Regions from separate parts of the Mus musculus genome. Here region 2 is linked to region 1. Evidence: chromatin loops called from intact Hi-C (ENCODE). Cell type or tissue: heart. All regions are shown on one strand.

What was found. A loop is a pair of places that touch in the nucleus more often than their neighbours do. Peaks named below come from ENCODE experiments on the same cell type or tissue, not always from the same donor. Only the 100,000 strongest peaks of a DNase experiment are listed, where the experiment ranks them.
Region 2: it touches region 1 in a loop (6-fold over the local background); 13 of 42 quality-filtered maps call a loop at or near these places.

The regions. Positions count from the first base shown.
Region 1 is chr1:60,338,973-60,346,972 of GRCm38, reverse strand. Cyp20a1 (cytochrome P450, family 20, subfamily a, polypeptide 1) reads right to left here and starts at 3,673. Exons shown (of 13, transcript NM_030013.3): 1 at 3,516-3,673. The coding sequence starts at 3,587. In heart, a CTCF peak has its summit at 3,602; a DNase peak (open chromatin) is centred at 3,462; H3K4me3 peaks cover 2,220 bases; H3K27ac peaks cover 3,279 bases.
Region 2 is chr1:60,404,821-60,412,820 of GRCm38, reverse strand. Abi2 (abl-interactor 2) reads right to left here and starts at 3,202. Exons shown (of 12, transcript NM_001198570.1): 1 at 2,902-3,202. The coding sequence starts at 3,018. In heart, CTCF peaks have their summits at 1,302 (motif pointing right) and 7,754 (motif pointing left); a DNase peak (open chromatin) is centred at 3,190; H3K4me3 peaks cover 2,198 bases; H3K27ac peaks cover 3,609 bases.

The DNA.
Region 1 (8,000 bases):
CATGAAATTCATAGGTATTAAATGGATGAAACTAGAAAAAAAAATTGTCCTGAGTAAGGTAACCCAGACCCAGAAAGACAAATATGGTATGAATTTTCTTATATGTTGATGTTAACTGTTACATTTTCAATAAGCAAGCTACAATCCTTTGACCCAAAGAGGTTAGGTACAGAGTAAGGGACTAGGGGGGAGGGAGGGCTCTCTCTAGGAAGGGGAAATAGAATAGATAGTTATGGATGGGTGGGGGAGACTGCAATAGGAGGATCAAACAGGGAGGGGGAAGAGAAAGGCGCCAAGGGAGGGACTAGGAGGAGAAACAGCTAAAATTAAGGGTCATTTGAGGTGTCATATGGAAACCTAAATCAGTACTAAAAGCATCCTAAAATACATACATATAGGAAAGTAATTTAAAACAAATCTCAAAGTAACAGAGGAGGCAGCATTCTAGCTTGCCATCTCTCGTCACCAAATGAAGCTTCCAGTACCAGAATGGGTTACATCTACTTGACTTGTTGACCAAAAGGGTTCCATGTGAGACCCCAAACAGCCCAGGCTACTGGTTTCTTGACACAACTAATGGTAAAACCTTCTTGCAAAAGACAACACATACATACTCATTGAACACAGAGAAGTCAAGCTGGTGCCCACCTGGAACCTTCACCCCCACCGACCTAGTGTTCAGCGTACTGGAAGGAGCTCTGCCTGCTGCCAAAGAGAAAGATAAACACCAATCCAGCTACAATCCCTTTGATCTACAATGATGACTGGCTTGCAAGATTTGAATTTAAGGCCCATGCCATGAAATGGAACCCATTCCTGACACTGGACAAAAACCTGAGACTAAGCAGGTCTGGGTGCCTGAGAAAGCCAAAAAACTCCTGTTCTGCTCAAGGAACAAAACAATGAAATGAGTAACAACATTCTGTTATACACACTGATCAGTGCCTTGCCCAGCCATCATCAGAGATGCTTTCTCCTGCAGCAGATGGGAACAAATACACAGAGCCACAGCCAGACAATGCAGAGAGTGAGAGATCCTGGAATACTTCATCCTAAACAGGATGTCCCCATCAAATCACTCCCCTCAGGTTCAGTGAACTTTTCAGAAGAGGAAATGGAAAGATTTTAAGTGCCAAAGGGTCTGAAGGAAACCAGAGACACAAGGCTTTCTAAACATAGCAGGGCCAATGCACAAACGACTCACAGAAGGTCGTTTGGCCATGGCCAGCATCAGATGGGTTCCAGTGCTGAGAGAAGTGGACACAAACTCCCTTCCCTAACCCAAACCCTATCTCCAATTGATAAATGAAAACCTAGGTTTTTCATCAGTCGCATTGGGGATACGAACCACTCTAAGGGCTGAATGAATTGTTAGGGAGTAGGGCAAAACTCTACAGAATTCTGCATCCTTAGGACCTTGCGGTACACTCCAGCTCGGCCATCACCTCATCATCCCACTGAGGAGCCGCTCATCTTGGATTATCAATACTCCTGAATTCTCCAGCCTGAGCTTCCTTGGCATATTTTGCCACACTTGACTCAATGGATGACTCTTTGCCTTTGTCGGGTCCGACTGCTCCTCCCCAGGGGTCTTTACGGTCCTCCCCTCCCTTACCCCAACTCCTCTCTTCAGCCTCTATCTAATATGGAGAATTCTGGGCTTAGTCCTTGGACCTCTTCTTTCCTACATCTAAATTTTCTAGGAGACTGGAACAAACTTCCTAGCTTCGATACAATATATACACTGGCAGTTCCCAAACTGTTCCAGTCTGGTTTTTTAACCTTAAACCTCAAGACTTTTGTACTTGATTTTGTCTCACTTGATGTCAAACAGGCATCTTAAACCTGGCTCACGTAACCCCAAACTTCTGATCTCTATGAAACCTCATTAATTTCCCACCAAGATACAAACTAAACAAAATCTTCACATTCCATGGGGAAATCCATTCTTCTATCTGCCAGTCCCCATCTCCACCCCCAGAAGTGTTTTTCTTCCAGCTTCTTTCAGCCTCGAGTTTTATATCCCGTCTCACTGGCTTTATCTTAACAATGTTGTATTTCTCACCATGTGCTATGACACTGGGGTTCAAGCACACACCATCTCTCACCAAAATGACAGCAGTTATCTTTCCGCCTACTCTCTCTAACCCCACCCTTGCCTCAGCCCCATAATTACAGTCCGTTCTTAACACAGTAGCGGGACGACTATCAGAAAACTTTACTAATAATATTAGGATTGTTCTGAAGTGGGGTCTCACAACATTCATTGCCCAAGATGGCTTCAAGCTTACAATCCTCCCACCAGAGCTCCCAGAGTGTCTGGGAATTAGACACGGCCAGCCTGCAAATTAAAGTTCTCCTTTAAAGCTGAAAATCCCTTGATTCCAAGATTTGCATTTTTTAAAAGGAATGAATTGAAGACATTTTTTTGCCACATATATTTTTAATTTTTTTTCTAGTATACAAATTTTAAAATTTAAGACAAGGGCTCATGTGATCCAGACTGGCCTAGAACTCAGGTCCATTTTGGAAGAAACCCTTGAACTCTCCTGCCTCCACCATCCAAGTGCTATGATTACAGGCCCAACACAGCATTCCCAGTTTTCCTTTAAACTAAAATAGCCACTTATCCATTGAAATCCTCCAGTAGAACGCAGACTTAAAAGTCCTTTGAATAGCTTTTCAGCCATTTACACCCATCTGTCTTCCCGGTCTGGTTTTACATTCGCTCCAGTTGGCTAGGACACAGTCCTCTTATTCTTGAAAGGCCTGAGCTCTCAACTTCTTCATATCAGTGTTTTGTTTCTCAGGAGTTCAGGTATGTGGTTTCTATATTAGTCTAATCAACCACTAACTCAGAACAGGACACTTCTAAGGGGCATCTCCATCACCATTCATCTACCCGGGGCTGTTCACTACCTTTCCACTTTTCCATAAATCCACCACACTTTGTACATACATATTCTTTTAAAGACAGGGTTTGATGTAGTCCAGGGTGAGCTTTGAGCTCCCACCCCATCCTCCTCACCCCGGGCTGGGATTACAGATGTATGCAACGCCCAGCTTTATACAATACACTTTAAGGAAGTTCCTTAACAGTAACTCCGGAGTTTTGAGAGGTTCCCCTCTGAAAAGGACAGGTGGACAAAGTTTGGGTTGGGGAGCTCAGCTCGCCCATTCCAACAACGGTGCCGGGGCATATGCAGGGGGATGCTAGGAAAAGATGGAAGGAGTTTCTCCCCTGATGTAGAAGCAAATGGGATTGGGGCTCGAAGAAGTCAATGTCTCCAAAGTCACCCAAGGTAATGAATTGATCGCCACCTCCCAAAACCCGTCCGGGACAGGGAGAATGAGGGACCCGCCCAGGACCACAGCTCAGCGACCACAGCACTCATGCGCACGGGGAACGCACGCCGGGGCGGAGCCACGTGGCTCTTCCGCAAGCGCTCCCGGCCGACCGCCCGCCCAGGTCCTCGCGGCGCAGGCGCACCCCCGAAACCCGAGTTGGGAGTTACCGGGTAGAGGTACAGCACCGCTCCCACCAGCGCCAGCAGGAACGTCACGGCGAAGATGGCGAAGTCCAGCATGCTTCCTCTCGCCCGCCCGCGCGGTCCTCGGCCGTGAGCTCCGTGGTGGCGCCCGCAGCTGGGGAGGGAGGTGGCCTCAGGCGGTCGGCGAATAGGAGCCGCGGTCGCCCCGCCACGCCCGTGCTGGGCGTCACCCTTGGTCTGCTGGCGACTCACAGGCCACAAGGAAACCTCCAGGCCCGGGTCCCACCCTGGCCTGGCTAGAATCAAGCTGCGTGCGACACCAGTCCGCTTGCACAAAGTAGACTTAAGTACATTTAAGTAGGACTCACAACCGAAGCCAGTCTCACCTGGACACCTGCATGCATGGCTGAAGAGCTAGGCACCGTTAGATGCTCCTTATTGCTCAAAAGCGCTCCAGTGAACGTGGCTGGTTTCTGTGTTTTGACAGGATCTGACTATGTATCCCTGTCTAGATTGGAACTATGTAGACCAGGCTGGCCTCTGACTAATAGATGCCTTCCTGGTGCTGGAATTAAAGGCGTTAGCCACGGTAGCAGACATTGGGTAGGATTTCTGGCCACGGTGGCAGACAGTGGGTAGGATTTCTGTTACTGATAATTTGCAATAAATTCCTTGAATTTAGCAAGCTCCATTTTCTTCTATGGAAAACTGAAAACCAGAGGCTGGGGAGGTAGATTGCTTTTCTAGTACAAAGTTCTGGCTTCAGTCCCCAGCACCACATAAACCTGGCTGGTTGGCACACATTTGTAATCCCAGCGTCAGAAGGTGGAGGCAAGAAAATCAAGTGTTTAGTCATTTCCAACTACATAACCAATTCCTAGGTTACCTGAGCTCCTGCCTCATTAAATCAAAATCAATTCATTCAAAATAATACCATATAGAGTAGCCAGTGGAGGGTACTATTGGGCGTTCTAGGAAGCACTGAGCACTGGCAAAGCAATGTTGTGTGCTTATGTTTTTCAAACATTGCTTGGTCAGAGCATTACTGTAATTTGAGATCCTTCTGTTCTATCCAACTCAGAAATTTTAACATGGGTTAGTATAAGGTAAAGCCTGATACTTATTGGCACTACATTTAGTGAAAGCATCCTAAAACAATTTATAGATTTTATAGCTTGAATATCAAATTTTCTTGATACCGTTTGGCATGTCATTTGGAATTGCAGTTAGAGCTCCTGTAATGACTACTGCTTAAGAAGGAATCATACCTCACTGAAAACATGCCATATCTTTTTGAAGCTGTAACAATACTTCCACTCAAGATTTCGTCGATTGGAAATCACATTTTTTCCTGTCTTGGGACAAAGCTGTCTACATTGCTCAAGTTGGCCTCAAACGTTTGATTTTGTCTTAGTTTACAAGTCGCTAAAATTTTAGGCATGGGCCACCTCACACAGCAAGAGCTGTGCTTTTAACTCTGAATGTATTTCAAACTGCCCTGAGTGTTTCAAGGGTTTGTTTTTTAAATCGGTTTTAAAGACATTTCTCATCAAAATGATGGCCCACATCAACAGCAGATAAAAATTTGAAATATACAGTGTAGCTACATAACATTAATGATTTACTTATTCTATGTATATGAGTGCTTTATTTGCATGTACACCTGCATGTCAGAAGAAGCCGTCAGATTTCATTACAGATGGTTGTGAGCCACCATGTGGTTGCTGGGAATTGAACTCTGGACTGCAGGAAGAGCAGCTAGTTTAGTGCTCTTAACCACTGAGCCATCTCTCCAGCACCATAGCTATATAACTTTAGGTACCACTTTCTCAAGGTATCTGGTCCTCAACCTTCCCAGTCCCAAATCAAAATCATGCCTGGTACCTGCCTGGTACTGCTCCAGCACTGAGTCCCCCCCCCCACCCCCACCCCCCAACCTGGGTTTTTTAGTCCTAAGTTAGCTCTCAGCCTGGCACCCTCTGGACTTTTCAGTACCCACAGAGGCAGGCCCCAGTGTTTCAGAAATGGAGTCTAAAACTAGACATGAGGATAAGTGTAGATCAGCAGCGGAGCCTTGCTTAGCCTTGGTTCTGGGACTTCTTCTTTCCTAGCTCCACAGAACACCAGAGACAAATAGACAGCAACCAATCTACCTCTTCTTTCTTTAAACTTTAAAAGTAATTTAATAACTATATATAGTGTACATTCACATGTTTTTATATTTAATACCCAAAATTTTTGTCTTGACTTCAACAGGTTAAACTTTTGACACTGTAAATATTCACATATTACAAAGTGTTGCTTCGGGGCTGGTGAGATGGCTCAGAGGTTAAGAGCACAGACTGCTCTTCTTAGGTCTTGAGCTCAAATCCCAGCAACCACATGGTGGCTCACAACCATCCCTAACAAGATCTGACGCCCTCTTCTGGAGTGACTTAAGACAGCTACAACGTACTCACATATAATAAAATAAAATAAATCTTTAAAAAAAAAAAAGGAAAAGAAAGTGTTGCTTCTTTTACAAAAATATAATTTAAATGTAATTCATATTGTAAGCATGTCAGAATCAGAAACACATATGGACAAGTCTATATCTTTATTTACACAGTGCCAGAATTTGTTGAATAACAATAAACTCACAAGCTTTGTTGGATTCCTTGGTTACAATTTACCAACTAGGACTTCTCTTGATAGCTGGCCATTGGCAATCATAGGTCCTTTTACTCCAGTTGTGTGTGTCTGTGTGTGTTTGTGTGTGATGTGTGAGAGTGTACATGTGCACACAAGAATGGTGAACATGCAGAGATCAAAGGACGGTTTTTAAGAATCAGTTCTCTCCTTCCACCATGAGTTCTGGGGGCTGAACTCAAGACATCAGACTTGTATCACAAGTACTCTTACCCTGCTAAGCTCTCTCTCCGGCACCCCAACAACCGTTTTTTGAAAACCGGGTTTCACTTTGGCATCCTGGCTGACCTAGAACTCTCAGAGATCCACCTGCCTGTCTCTGCATTCCAAGAGGATAGTTTAAAGGTGTGTGCCATTGAGATTGATTTTAATGGCCCTTTTATTCCAATCTTTGTTGCTACTATTAAGTCATCCATTATTTCATACAATAAATGTGTATGTATAGGTTACAGAATGACTACAAAGAAAACAAAAGTCTTTCTGGAAGCAGCAGCAGAGAGAACTGATATAGATGTGAAGACAGGGATTCAATGAGATATTAGCACATCCAGTTGGGGCTGATGGAGGCTCAGAGCCAAGAAATAGGTTTGATGAGCTGTACGGGGGCAGTATGTTTGAGACAAGGCACCAGAGCAGCTCAGATGGAGGGATGGCAGTTTGACTGGGCTCAGCAAGCAGTGGGGACAGTCAGGAGTTCCTTGCCTTTTGGTCCTTTGATACAAGCATCTAATATGGTTGGATAATAAGTAAGAGGGGCTGTCCTGACCGTACTGGCTTTTGCCTTTTTGAGACAGGTCTCATATCCCAGGCTGGCCTGGAATTCACTTTGTAGACAAGGCTGACCTCAAACTCAGGAGGATCCTCTACCTCCCAAGTATTGGGATTAAAGGCCTGCACCACCACGTCCACTGTCGATGTCCTTTTTATGGAGCCCAGATAGACTGTTGTGCTCCCTGTTGAGAAGCTATAAGGCCTAGTTTTCTGATGTGGCTTTAATACACACAAGTACCTTAGGAACCTTACCTACTTGGGTAAGTTTATATGTGGGAACTTATTACTTGTAGGAATAGAATTTATCAAGTTATTTCTCAAAAGGCTGGTGCTGGACAGGTGACAGTGTCTACATGCACAAATTAGATAGTCAATTTTGCTACTAATTTTATGGGAATTTGTCTGAATGAAAGTTTTTTGTTCTTGAAAAACAGTTCTCTTACCATTGGTCAACTGTCAATGCAAAACATAGCTCTTAACTTCAAAGAGAATAAGAGATACTTTATTTGAGCCAAATATAGGTGAACATGGTCCAGGAATAGAGTTGGGTTGCCCCAAATAACATGAATCTTTTCTATAGACTTTTATAGTCACAGAAGAAAAGAAAGTGATGTCAGGGCATTCACCAACATACACGAGTACATCAAGTAGGCAAGTGTGGTGGTTTGAATGAGAATGGTTCCCTATAGGCCACTGTTTGAACGTTGTCCACCAGTTGGTGGAATTGTTTGTAAAGGATTAGGAGGTGTGGCCTTGTTGAAGGACGTGTGTTTCTTGGGGTGAGTCTTGAGGTTTCAAAGGCAGCCAGGCCTCCCATTTCTGAGACATGGTATTATTAAATTGTCTGAGTTTGCCTTGAACTAACTCTGTAGTCCACATAAGCCTTGAACTTCTGATCCTCCTGCCTTAGACTCTCAAGTAGTAAGGCTTATAGTTCTGTATCATTAGGCCAAACTCCAAAGGTTTAAAAAAAATTCTCATCAGTTGATTGATGTGATATGAAATGACAATAAAACATAAGCTTTATCATCATTTGAAAACACTTATCTG
Region 2 (8,000 bases), 66 kb before region 1:
TTACAGGGTCACAGACAGCATCAGGACTCTTGCTGGTCAGTCCTTCCATCAGAAGAACCAGCCAAATGTACAGCTGGCGCTGCACACATCAACTATCACCAGTTGTTGTTGTAGTATCAATGTACTACAAACAAATCATGTAAAAATATCATCCTGGGAAAGTACTACAGTAATAAATCCAGTGAATCCCACAACAGAGGACAACCTATGAAACAAAAGTATAAACTCTATCTCAGATACTAAATTAAAAATAGTAGATGGCTTCAAATTCAAAATCTACTTCTAAAAAATAAATATACTTTTACAGTGGGCTGAGTGTACTTCAGTGGTAGCCTGTATTCTTAGCAAGCACAAGACCGAGTTCAGTCCCCAACACCAAAAATGAATAAGTAGAGCCGGGCGTGGTGGTGCCTTTAATCCCAGCACTTGGAGGACAGCCTGGTCTACAAAGTGAGTTCCAGGACAGCCCAGGCTACACAGAGAAACCCTGTCTCAAAAAAAAAAAAAAAAAAAAAAAGAATAAGTATAAGTATAAATAACACACCAACTTTGATACTCTGTAGGCTAGAATTATAAATTTTAAGACAATGTGATCTCTTTCACCTCTCCACTTTATCAATTCATGTACTTTCCCTTTATGTGGCAATTATAATCTCAAATTATGGTAACATTCATCTTTCAAAAACCTTTTTCTTATTAGCTGGCTGCAATTGCAATCTAATCACTTTTCCACTCCCCAATTTCTCTTCTGACAGATAAGACTTTCCCATACTATGTTACACAAGGGAACACAATTAGCACTTTGGGTCTTTTAGGTTTTGCCTCTCCAAGCAGCTGTGACGCCCTGAAAATAAGCATCACCTTTCTACCCACAATTCCCTACAAAGTATAAATTAACTATACTTAGCTCGTCGCACAGTATCCAATAGGAATTAGTTCTAGGACACACTCCCACCCCACCCCAATCCCCACTCCAACCCCATCCTTGGATACTGAAGTCCTTTACATAAAATGGCATAAAATTTACATTCAATCTATCACACATCCTCCCCTAGAGTTCAAATCTGTACATTATTTATACTATATAATAAAATGTACATGGCACGTTAAGTAGTTGTTACACTGTTTGGGAATGACAAGAAGAAGGAAGACTATTTCCTCCTCCCACAAGAAGGGCTGATGGTACATGGTATTGCTATTTAATTTGCTCACAGATCGGTCTCTTGAACTATATTATAAACCCCAGAAGAGTTCAGGATAAGCAATAAAAATCTTTGTTTTGTTTTGATTAAGATGTATTTTATGTATATGAGTACACTGTAGCTGTCTTCAGACACACCAGAAGAGGGCATCAGATCCCATTACAGATGGTTGTGAGCCACCATGTGGTTGCTGGAAACTTAACTCAGGACCTCTGGAAGAGCAGTCAGTGCTCTAAACCATTGAGCCATCTCTCCAGCCTGCAGTAAAACCTTTGAATGCTTCCTACATAGCTCTGTATTTGTAAAGTATCTGACAGACATTTGTGGGGAATTTTGATCAATCTTTGACCAAAGACACACACACTCTTCCTACTGAACACACACTTTCCACCACTTCTTTTTAGGGGAGAAGATTCAATTATGTCTGATTCATTCTCAATACAAATGTTTACAACATAATAGTAGAGTTCAGTGTGTGTATAACCAAATAAAATCTAAGCACATTGTCTTTGACTAACAATGTGGTCCTCAAAAAACTTAAGATCCTATAAATTGCAGCATCTGGGTTTTTTTGTTTTGGTTTTTTGGGGTTTTTTTTTTTTTTCCAATTCATACTCAGATTTGAGAATGTTTTCAATACAACTGCTGTTAAGGATATCTGCAGGGACGGGAGTAGGGACAAGAACATTAAAATACAGCTAACAGTTTAAGCATCACGCTTCCATTCCATTTTATCCAAAGAATTTAAACGGGAGTAAAAAAAATGTAGACACAACCTGTAATTCAGTATAAGCCCTACGGAAAACAAGAGATACTGGATTTGCATACCATGAGTTAATTTTTAAAGTGTTGCTTCACAAAATTTTTACATTTATCCCATGACCAGCTGGTTCTCATCTCACCAATGCCCCGCCCCACACACACTTCTCACCTTCCTACACACACATACACTGAAGTCCCTGGGCCAAACCAATCATCATGGGAAAAAAACTAAACCATGTGGTTCGTTTCCCTAATTCTTTGTGAAAATAGTCATAGTTCTTTTTTCCCCAAAGGAAAATTACCTATTCTAACGAGACCTGAGAAGGAAAGGCAGCTCATTATCAGTTTCCCATTCTCCACAGGGAGGAGAAAAAAAAAATGGTATTAACTTGCAATAAGAGACAGCCGTTCCACCATGCCCCTTTTACATTTTAAAAATGTTTAAACTTAAGGGTTAAGAATTTTTGTTTTGTCTTCAGGGTACATTCGCAGGAATGGAGAAGTGAGGCATTTCACTTTGCAGAAAAAGGACCCCTTAATAAAAAGGGGGTCCCTCGGAATTTGGGCAGGGGGTAACCTATCCCTCTGTCACACAAGCCTGCCATCGAGCAAGATCCCGTTAGACAGAAAACGCCACTCGCCACCTCCCCCGCCATCCGGAACACTGACAGGAGAGGACTGCGGGGGCGACGGGGCAGAGGCGAGGGGGCGGGACGCCACGCACCGCACGGCACCGCACCGGTCACTCGCACGGGGCTGCTGGGGCCTGGTGGCGACCCTCGCTCCCTGCAGCCGCCGCCCTCGCCCTGTCCCTACCCCGGCGCGGCTCCCTGGACCGAGCACCGCGCGGCCTCCCCCGCTCGCCATCGCCCCGCGCGCCCCTCACAGCCCGCGTCCTGCCGCGCCGAGCCGCGCGAGGGGCCGCGTCGCATCGCACCTGGATGTAGTTATTCTCGCAGTAGTCGGCCACCCGCTCCAGATTCGTGTAGCTGTCGAAGAGAGCCCGGCGGCCCCCCGGGATTTCCTCTTCCAGCAGCATCTGCAGCTCCGCCATCTTCACATCCTTCTCTTCCTCCTCCTCCTCCTCCTACTCCTCCTCATACAGCCCGCAGAGGCAGCGGCCGCGACGCCCGGGAGAGGAGGAGCAGCGGCGGACGCGGCGGGAATCGGGAGGAGCGAGCGGCTACCCCCCCACACACACCCTACGGCGCGCGACGAGGGAGGGGGCGGAGGGGAATGGAGGCGGGGCGCGAGCCGACGGGCCGCGAGGACGGTCACCGCGGCGACGGGCGCGCGCACGCGCGCTCCCCTCCACCCGCCCCCAGCGCCCGAAAAAGATTCCCACCCGCGCCGCCCCTCCCCCACTTCCGGCGTCTCCTAGCGACGGGAGGGCGGGGGCCGGGATGCGCGCGGGAGCGGGGCTCTGGGTTAACCCTTCGGCCCCGCGCGGCCTTCCTGGGTCTGGGAGTCCTCAGCAGCCTTTGTTAGCCGGGCGGGAATGCACCTCTGCTCCCTGCTGCTTCACGCCGCCGCCCCCCATCTTCACCTCTGCACTTCACCCGGGGCCGGAACCCTGCGGAGGTCATCTGCCTGAGGAAGCTCGCCTAGGGAGAGGACACAGTGTCTTCACAAGCTCTGTGAAAGATAACACCTCATCCGAACAGGCAGAGCCACTGAACTTCCAGGCAGCTCTAAATACCACCTTGAACCTCATCGGCTTCTTTACAAATTGCAGTTACCTAGTCCCAAACCTATTCGTTCGTTCATTCATTCATTCATTCATTCACTCCCTTCCGTCCCCTGTCCTGTCCTCTCTTTCTTCTTGGCATGGTCTCCTGTATAGACCGGGCTGACTGGAATTACAGCCACATGCTGTGGTTGCCCAGCCTGGGCCTCCTCCTCACTTCACTTTTTTTAAAATTTCGATGGTGGTTTTGCTGGTACTATTTTATTTATTCACATGGTTGTAGCATGAATAAGATTAAACGAACAATGACAAACGTGCGTTTTTTTCAGATTAAGTACTACAAATTCAAGGACGTTCATCCTGGTCTTGTTATCCAGATATCTAATCTTTTTTCATAAATATGATTGGCCCACACCGTGAAACTTGAAAAAAATAAATAAAACTGACACCTTCTGTGATATCAAGACCACAATCTTTGTTAGTTCTGTGGAAACCCAAAGGGCACCCACCATCTTAGAGGGGTTTAGAGTTTAGGATTTGTGGTTTCAACTTTTATTGCTCTTGCTGTCACTTGGCCTCCTGTGATCAAATTTCAGATGATGAGGGAACGATTATACATTCCTAGAAAAAAATCAAATGCACTCGCTCACATATTTGTGGAGTAAACCCTGTGTTGTTACGTTGGCTTTATGATAAATACATTACCAATATGCGTGAGCTTTTGCCGCAGAGCCTAAAACAGTATTTTTAAATGATGATGTGGTCCACCTGGATCTATTGTTCAGCACTTTAAACACCTGTCTTAGTGTGAATGTTCTAAGTGTGAGAAGCTTGTTAAAAACAAAAGGGAGAGCTGGGGTTTGTAGCTGAGTTTAACTATGTGTGGAAAAAGAAGAGAAGCCTAAAGTGTGTGGAGGGGGATAGTTATGTATAGACACATGCACTTGTTTCAGGAAATGAGGTACAAACAGGTGAAGAAAACAAACATCAGATCAGACTCTTATACAAACCAGTAAATCAAAAAACTGTGTTGATGGGTCTGGAGAGATGGTTCAGCCGTGAGAGCACACACTGTTCTTCCAGCGGATCAGAGTTTGGCTCCCAACATCCGTGTCATGCTGTTCACAATCACTGCAGGAGATACAACACCCTGACTTGTCATTCACTGGTACCTGCACTCATGTGCCATACACTCAGATAGAAACACACACATAAACAAGAAAATGTTTTTAAAAGTTTGTTAATGTAAAAATTGTAGTTTTCATCTTAAAGGAAATAGGGGAGGGTTTATTCTGGAGCCATTTGAGTGACTTTGGCCAGGAAACACAGACTTTAGGCTACCTCAAATTCCATGTTCCAGCGTGGAAAGAGTTTCATCATGTTTTTGTAGTTTTACAGAATAAAAGTTGTAAATGGAAGCAATTTTAAAATACACTGGTGGGTACATCAGAGAAGCAGATACATCAAAATCAGAGGGGCCTTTCAACAAGCTCATCTTTTAGATTGGTTGAAGCTAGTTGCCTGCTGAGTTAATAAATGTTAAAAGGTCTCTTTTTATCTGTTGTCACAAGATGTTAGTTCCAACATGGCAGGGGAGAGTTGTTTGCAAGGAATGTCTCTCCGGAAAGCCAGGACTTAGCCCATGATAAGAGAATTAGCCTCCGGACCTGCACTATCCCAGCGTTTCCACAGTGCAGGAATTCTAATCAGCCAGCCAGCCCGTCTCTACAAATATAGATTTCTTCCACTTTTCTTTCACCACCAGATGCAGCTTCTATTCAAGGTTCCCTTCAAATCTACTAGATACCTTGAAAGCAGACAGGATCCTTCCCTGCTATACTTTTTCCTGACTAGCATTCTTTCAAATGCTGCCTAGCAAAACAAATTTCCTGAGAGAGGATTCACCAAATCGCCAAGGGAAAACTGGAATGCTCTCTCTAATTTGGGACAGCTTCTTTGGCTCTTTAAGGAATCAGAACTAGGATTGTAGCTCAGTGGTAGAGAACTTGGCTATTTTCATGCTGTCTTTAAAACTCGGAAGTCTGAGGGCCCAAGGATGTAGGCATACATTTTTGTTGCCACTAAGAAGGATTTTCTAAAAAGAAAGAAAACAAGCACAAAAAACTATGAATTAAGGTCCAGGACCATATTGTGTACCTCTTGAAAACTATCACTAATTGCCCATACTTCTTTAAGCTGATGAGCATAATTGAAATCTATTGAGTTTTAAAGTTTTTCAGATAAACTGTTATGGTAAGACAAATCCATTTAAGCCATCAAAAAGTAACAAGATAAAAGTACTTATTTAATGTGAACTCCATTTGAATAAAAGCAAGCCTCTGGGGCAAGAAAACTTTAAATAAAATAATGTTAGCTGGACAGTGATGGTGTATACCTTCAATCCCAGTGTTCTGGAGGCAAAGGCAGATGGATCTCTGTGAGTTGGAGGCCAGCCTGGTCTACAGAGATAGTTCCATGACAGCCAGGGCTACACTGTGAAACCTGTTTTGAAAACAAGCAAACAAACAAAATTCCCGAGAACAATCTATCTCTGGATGTGTAACATTCAGGTCCCTCCACGTCACTGACATTCTTATCCAATCTTGCAGGAGTTTCAATGAAAGGTACAGTCCTTTTCAGAAAACCTTGTTCATAATATCATTTCCACCTTCACAGAAATATCTTACAAAAAAGGATAAGTAATAGTAATATTAAAAATAATCAAGTACTCTATGTCAGATTTCAGTTAGTATTTCACAAGAGTCAATTCCCATTAATATTGCCAAGGTGGCTTTATAGTTTCCATTTATAGACAGAAAAACCAAGGGAACACAAAAATATATTTAGAGATTGTGGACTTAGGACTTACATATTGGTTTGACCTTTTAAAAATGTTTTTCTTTTCCGTTATGCCATGTTGTCAAACTTCCAATATTTTAGCTCTATAAATGCCATCCTTCGAGTGTAGACACTAGTAATGCCTACTGATCACACATTATGTAACCTCTTATAAGAGGAGGGAAGGCTAGACCCATTCAACAAAAGAGCCTTTGCGTGTTTACAGAGTGTGGTGGTTTGACTAGGAGTGACCCTCATAGGTTCAAATATTTGAACACTTGCTTGTAGGGTGTGGCACTACTTGACTGGGATTAGGAGGTGTAGCCTTGTTGAAGTAGGTGTGGCCTTGTTGGAGGATGTCACTGAGGTGGGCATTGAGGTTTCAAAAGCCCAAGAGAGACCCGGAATCTCTTTCTGCTGTCTTGGGATTTGGTTGTGGAACTCTCAGCTTCTTCTTCAGCACCATGTCTATCTTCCTGCCTGCATACCACCATGCTTCCCACCACAGTGACAATGGACTTAAACTCTGTAAATGCAAGCAAGCTCCAATTCAATGTGCTGTGGATGAATAACACAGAACATTGCAATAAATTCAAGCCCTATCTCTCAGTTTTTCCTCTTGTCAAACATCCTTAAAATATGAATCCCAAACTTAACTCCATATTCCACTACAGCAAAGTGCCACGAGACAACAATCCTAACACATTTTTTGGGACTTGTCAACATGTATGGAGATTATTAATAAAAATAAAAGAGGGGTCAGAAATAGGAGGGAAAGACGTAAGGTTCTGAGAATAGTAGAGTAAAAGGCCAGGAAACAACCCTTGAAAACATAAAGATGCTGGAATTACAGGCATAGGCCATCACACCCAGTTTGTGCAGTAGTAGGGGCTGAGCCCAGGGCCACATGCATACTGGACAAGCATTCTACCATCTGAACCACATCACTAGCAACCAGTACCACCACAAGTCAGGGGGAAATAAAAATGCTAGAATTATTACATGAAAGCCTGAAAAAAAATAAGTTAGATTATAATACAAGAACAAATACCACATAACTTTAAATTTTTAAAGTTTTATAATTATAAAAAGAAGCATGAGTATATCGCACTGGGATTTCTTTCTCTTTTTTTAAAGATTTATTTGTGTGTGTGTGTGTGTGTGTGTGTGTGTGTGTGTGCTCTATCTGCATGTATGTCTGCAGGCCAGAAGAGTGCATCAGATCCCATTACAGATGGTTGTGAGCCACCTTGTGGTTGCTGGGAATCTAACTCAGGACATCTAGAAGAGCAGACAGTGTTCTTAACTGCTGAGTCAGCACTCTAGCCCTAACATTGGAATTTCAATGAAGTTTCTAATGATTTATTTATTTTTACTAGATGTGCATTGGTATTTGGTCTGCATATATATTTGTACAAGGGTGTTAGATCCCCTGGAACTGAAGTTACAGACAGTTATGAGCTGTCATGTGGGTCCTGGGAATTAAAACCAGGTCCTCTGAAGAACAGCCA